Regions from separate parts of the Homo sapiens genome. Here region 1 is linked to region 2. The links are chromatin loops, found by intact Hi-C in ENCODE. Cell type or tissue: transverse colon. All regions are shown on one strand. Links, peaks and the distances in the headings refer to the core of each region. The heading gives the core; the rest is flanking DNA.

What was found. Hi-C counts contacts between places; a loop is a spot of excess contacts. Peaks named below come from ENCODE experiments on the same cell type or tissue, not always from the same donor. Only the 100,000 strongest peaks of a DNase experiment are listed, where the experiment ranks them.
Region 1: it touches region 2 in a loop (13-fold over the local background); 1 of 110 quality-filtered maps calls a loop at or near these places.

The regions. Positions count from the first base shown.
Region 1 is chr6:106,057,617-106,060,531 of GRCh38, reverse strand. It overlaps a transcript of PRDM1 not described here. Among named protein-coding and RNA genes, the nearest start is that of PRDM1, 27 kb to the left of the region's middle. In transverse colon, for the core only: no CTCF peak of the experiment used is centred there; no DNase peak of the experiment used is centred there.
Region 2 is chr6:106,133,643-106,136,557 of GRCh38, reverse strand. No RefSeq gene overlaps it. Among named protein-coding and RNA genes, the nearest start is that of PRDM1, 49 kb to the right of the region's middle. RefSeq lists enhancers at 1,275-1,774, 697-1,896, 1,775-2,276. In transverse colon, for the core only: no CTCF peak of the experiment used is centred there; a DNase peak (open chromatin) is centred at 1,207; H3K27ac peaks cover 488 bases.

The DNA.
Region 1 (2,915 bases), core at 155-2,654, 76 kb after region 2:
CTCCTCTTTCATTACTTATGCCAATCCCTAGTACTCGAGTGAGTTATCTATGTCTACAGCCTCCACTTCCTCTCATCTCAGTCTCTCCCCAATGCTCTGCAATCAAGCTTTCTCACCCATGATTGCACTAAAATCACCTTTCACACTGCTCACCAGTGACTTCCAAGTTACCAAATGAATGGGCAATTTTCTGTTTTCGGCTTGTTTATCTCTGAGCAGCACTTGACACAATCGTGCTCTCCTTCTTGAGAAAATTCTTCACATGACTTTGGACTATTCCACTCTCCTGTTTTCCTCCTTCCTCACTGGCCACTACATCTAGTGTCCTTTGCTGGATCCTCATTTTCCTTTTTGAAAAGATAGCATGACTTGGAGTTCAACTACTTCATCTAATATTTGAATTTAAATAACTGTCTGGATTGAATACATTAACTACATGCTGACAACTCCTGATTTTCATCTCCAGCCTGGAACACTCCCCTGAGCATCAGATTCCTATAAACAGCTTCCTACTTGCCAACTTTATTTGGACATTTTATGGACATATCAATCTTAATCCAAAACAGAACTGATTCTCTCTTTCCAAAGCTACTCTTCTCCATATCTTCCAATCTCAGTGATTGGCACCTCCATCCACCAAAATCGAACTTAGGAATCATCAGTTATTTATGATTCTCCCTATCTCCGTCCCCACCACCTATATCCAATCCATCAGCAAGTCTTACTTGCTTTATCTTCCAAATATTTGCCAAATCCTCCAAACATATCTCACCATCTCTACCACTCCTATCTTAGCCAAGGCTCTGTCATCATTTGCCTAGACTGTTGAATGAATGAGTCTACTAAGTGATCTTCCTCTTCCCTTCTTGTCCTCTACCATGTATTCTTCATCTACATTCAGAAATCTGTGAAAGCATAAATCACATCATGTCACTCCAATGGTAAAACTTGCCAAGGGCTTTCCATCATCCTCAGAATGAAATTAAAGCTCCTTACTTGCCAAGGTATGCAAACCAGGCCCTTCCATGTTCTACCTATCTCTTGGGTCTCATCTCCTTTCATTCTCCCACTTGTTCTCTAGGCTCCAGACACGGTTTTTGTTTTGTTTGTTTCCTTTTCTATTTCTTTGACAAACAAGCACATTCCCACCTTTGAATTTCTACCACACGTGACACAGATCACTCATTCATTTCATTAGTCTCTACTCAAATGCCACCTCCTCAGAGAGTCTTTTTTGGTCTACAGAGCTCTATCTAAAATAGTGTCCTAGCCTGTTTCTCTATTCCCTTACACTGTTTTATTTCTACTATCATAATCACTCTTTTTTATCTTACCTGAAATTGAATTAATTAATGTGCTTGTTTATTGATTTATCTGTCTCTCCCTCTAGAATGTAACCCCTATTGGGGTTACAGAATAACAGGGGTCTTGTGGTGTTTTGTCTGTGTTGTTTTTACTGCTGTATCTTCAGCACTTAGGACAATGCTTGATACATGTAGGTACTCAAGAAATATTTGTAGGATGAAAAGAATTACTGACTAGATGGATGGCAACTCTGAATGCTATAAATTTAAATTTGGTTCATCGAGTGATCTTTAAGAACCATGAGTTCTTGAACAGGACACTGACATTATGAAGATGAAGTTAAAGAAATATGCTGGTGGCCAGGCGCAGTGGCTCAAGCTTATAATCCCAGCATTTTGAAAAGCTGAGGCAGGCGGATCACCTGAGGTCGGGAGTTCAAGACCAGCCTGACCAACATGGAGAAACCGCCTCTACTAAAAATACAAAATTAGCCTGGCATGGTGGCGCATGCCTGTAATCCCAGATACTCAGGAGGCTGAGGTAGGAGAATCACTTGAACCCAGGAGGCAGAGGTTGCGGTGAGCCGAGATTGCGCCACTGCACTCCATCCTGGGCAACAACAGTGACACTCTATCTTTAAAAAAGAAAGAAAGAAAGAAATATGCTGGCTAGTGGGAATGCCAAAGTGGAAGCACATGGAGGCCAGAATCAATTGTCTTGAGGCTGCAATGGACTGAATGTTTGTGTCCCCCCAAAATTCACATGCTGAACTCCTAAGCCCTCAATATGATATATTAGGAGGCAGGATCTTTGGGAGGTAATGTGGCAATGAGGGTGGAGCTCTTGTGTATGGGATTAGTGCCTTATAAAAGAAATCTCAGAGAGTTCTCTCACTCTGATTGTATCCACATGAGGATACAACAAGTGAGAAGTTGTCTGCAACTTGGAAGAGGGCCTTCACCAGAACCCAACTTGGCTGGACCCTGATCTTGGACTTCTCAGCCTCCAGAACTCTGAGAAATAAACTTCTTTTGTTTACAAGCTGCCCACTCTGTGGTACTTTGTATAGCAGCTCAAACTGACTTAGAGGCTGTCCCAAGAGTCATTTGAGAGTTGAAAATAACTTTTGCCAAATATTGGTGCAGGGTGGTATGTAATGTAAGAATAGGCCAAGGAGGTGAAGAGTTACAAAGCATTTCAAAATTGTAAACCTATACAATCAAGTGGTGCCCCTGCCCAAATGGGAAAGTTAGGAGAAACCGGCACAAATTCACTTGCATCAAGTTCTATCTACTTTTTACAGCAAAAGTTGAATTATGATTTTCAGAATATACCTCTCATTTTCTGTCTTACCTATACTTGTATAATTAAAAAGGAAAATGAATTATCTAAGGTTTAAGGCACATTTTCTGGGAGTAAGAGAGGTATAGGAATAAAAACTGAGTTTCATATAGAGCAAAGACTAAGTGATGATTACATCCAATATCATTTTAAAAGATGATTTATGGTTCTGTTAGGAATCCTCTGTCACTCCAAATGATTTAAAAATGGCTCTTTGACATGCTTTCCTTTGAAACAGTGAATTTAGCATTCTCTGCATAGACATATGT
Region 2 (2,915 bases), core at 253-2,752:
CCACCGCACCCGGCCTGACCCACAGGGTTTTCATTGCAAGTTAAGATTCAGGCACATTCGTGGTTCCCAGTGCTGACTCTTCATTTCGGGATGCAGCTAACCCAAGCCATCGTGCCTGTCACTAGAATCCCCACTCGGCAGACCCCTAAAGTTAAGAGCACCAAGGACCCATGGCAGAACTTCAGCACCAGCTCGGCCTGGTGCATGGGAGCAGGGCTGGCCTCGCTCTGGGCGTGTCGTTCCTGTGTGTTTGCTCACTCACTGTGCCCCATACTGGTCCTGGTAAGATGGCTGGGGAGGGGGAGGAGAGGAACACCTCTGACATCCCTGGCCCTTGGAGGGACCTTATGGGAGTGCTTGACCTCTCTGTGCCCTATATGGGTATCTACCTCATATCTCTTTATCTCAAAGCAATGGGATTGTGAGCAATGACAAATAAAAAGAGCTATTTAACAACTAGCAGTTTACGTAATCACAATCATAGCAAAAACAACGATAGTAATAATATGTCCAGGAAAAACAACAGTTCTCTGAAAATTTCAGAGTAGATTCCTGAGGCGGGAATAAGATGCCCCCGTAATCATCTTACTCAAGATGCTTTTTAATAGAAGGTAATAACCAGAAATGAAACCATCAACATAACGTATGCCAGGTCATAAAAAATAATTGTCGGGTCAACCAGGTTTCCCGAAGTAAGGCTTCCCAAGCCTGCTCTTTCCTTGCCAGCTTCAGACTTCATTTTTCACCCCCTGGAAGGGGCGACCTGTTTTCCGGGTTTGGGCTTTTGGAATCAGAGCAGAGAGAGCCCACTAAGCCCCTACATATTGTCTCAACTTCCGGGACTTTGGGAAGCTTTGAACTCCAGGAGTGGGCTGTTTCCTCTGTGGGAGGGAAATGAGTGGGGCAGACCCAGGAGGAACACATTTCTCTCCTGTTTGTTTACCATATGTGTGGCTTCCAAGCAATCTGGTCTGGGCAGGGTAAGTCACTAACATGTCCCTGGTGAGCCCTTGTACGAGACCCCCAGCCCTGCATGACTCGAGGGACTCCATCAGGTCCTGAAGAAGTCGGTCGCGTGGTCACTTTCCAGCCCCACTATCTAGAACTTTCTTTAGAAATTGGCCTGAAAACAAACGTCCCAGCTGTCCGAGCGTGCTACTTGTCCCACTGGCACTGGGAGAACCTGATGAGTCATGCCCTGCCAGGCCCGCACCGTGTGTCATCTTGACAGTTTATGGCCTCACATTTGACCCGCAGTCTCTCTGTCCCCCGGTCAACGCCTCCTGACCCTGGAACTCTACTTTCATTTTAAAAGGCATAATTCTAAAGCATCCTTCCACACTTATCACCTCTGACAGGGAGATTACCCCCAAGCAGCAGAAGGCAAATCTTGTGGTTGCTGGGTGTGATTCGACACTTTACCTGTGTCAGGATCCCTGGCTGAACCGGTGACATTTGGGAAAGATCCCAGGTCTCTGTAAGAAACAGCAGCCTGAGTGTGGTGGCCGTGCCCGGCATTACTCAGAGTCTCTCCGTTGATTCATTTCAGTGATACTGAGAATTGGGGAATCAGGCAGCCACCCTGGTGACATACCTCTTTGTCACATTTAATCACTTAGAATCATCTGACATAATTTAGACTGTTTTACATTGTGTTATTTCAAAGTTTATGAAAGCTGGAGGGTGGACTGGGCCCTCCACGGGGGCCTGGTCACTGGAGAGAGGGCGCTGGGACTCTGACGGCGAGTGGGCTTGTTCATGTCGCATCCTCGTGCCTCCGAAGCCCCTAGTGTCGTGCACTCCTCCCCTAGGGTTGTCCTGTGGCATTCCGTTCCTTTCATCTCTCAGATGAATCTCCCAGTGCGGGTGGCGGCTCCTTCCTTCCTTGGCAAGCCTGTTGAGCCGAAGGGATCGTCTCTGAGGAAGCCCTGCAGTCGTCAGTCCCTCCCCGCCAGGCCAGACCGGGTGGAGCAAATCCCCTCACCTGCCTCATTTCCTCTTCCTCTCCTGGTTCTGCCTGGGCTTGTTGCTTCTCTTCCTTGACTGCCCGGAGTCCTAAGAGCATGACTTAGATGAGTGACATCTTACAGGATCTATGACTCTCAGAACCCTTACAGGACTTTCAATGCTTTCCTTTCCTCTCTCCATCCCAACACTTCCATGGCTGCTGTGGCGCTCGTCTACAAGAAGGGCATTTACCCCACTTAGCAGGCACCAGGAGTGGTGGGGACTGGCCTTTCTCCCTTGTTTTGCTTCCCAGTACTCCAGTCCTGTGGTCACTGCCTCCTTGGGTAGCTGGTCCGTGAGTGTGCCCGGTGAGTGACACACCAGCACCTTCCCAGAGCAGCTCACCCTGTGCTGTCAGCTGTGGCAGCCGAGAGCCCCGTGTGCAGTTCTGCAGCTACTTGCTGAGATGGAAGATACACGCCAGATTTCTAAAACCTGAAACAGTGACAACAAAGAGAATCTCAAATATCCCATAAACAATTTTATTTTAAAAAAAATTGTTTTTTGAGACAGAGTTTCACTCTTGTTGCCCAGGCTGGCGTGCAGTGGTGCGATCTCAGCTCACCAGGTTCAAGCGATTCTCCTGCCCCAGCCTCCCGAGTAGCTGGGATTACAGGTGTGTGCCACCACACCTGGCTAATTTTTGTATTTTTAGCAGAGATGGGGTTTCACCATGTTGGCCAGGCTGGTATCGAACTGCTGACCTCAGGTGATCCACCTGCCTCGGCCCCACAAAGTGCTGGGATTACAGGCATGAGCCACCTCGCCCAGCCCCATTAACAATTTTTATGTGAATTATATGTCAAAATAATAATATTTGGAATACATAGGGTTAACTAAAATATATTTAAAAGACTACTTCACCTGTTTCTTTTTAGTTTTTTGGTTTTTTCTTTTTTTCTTTTTTT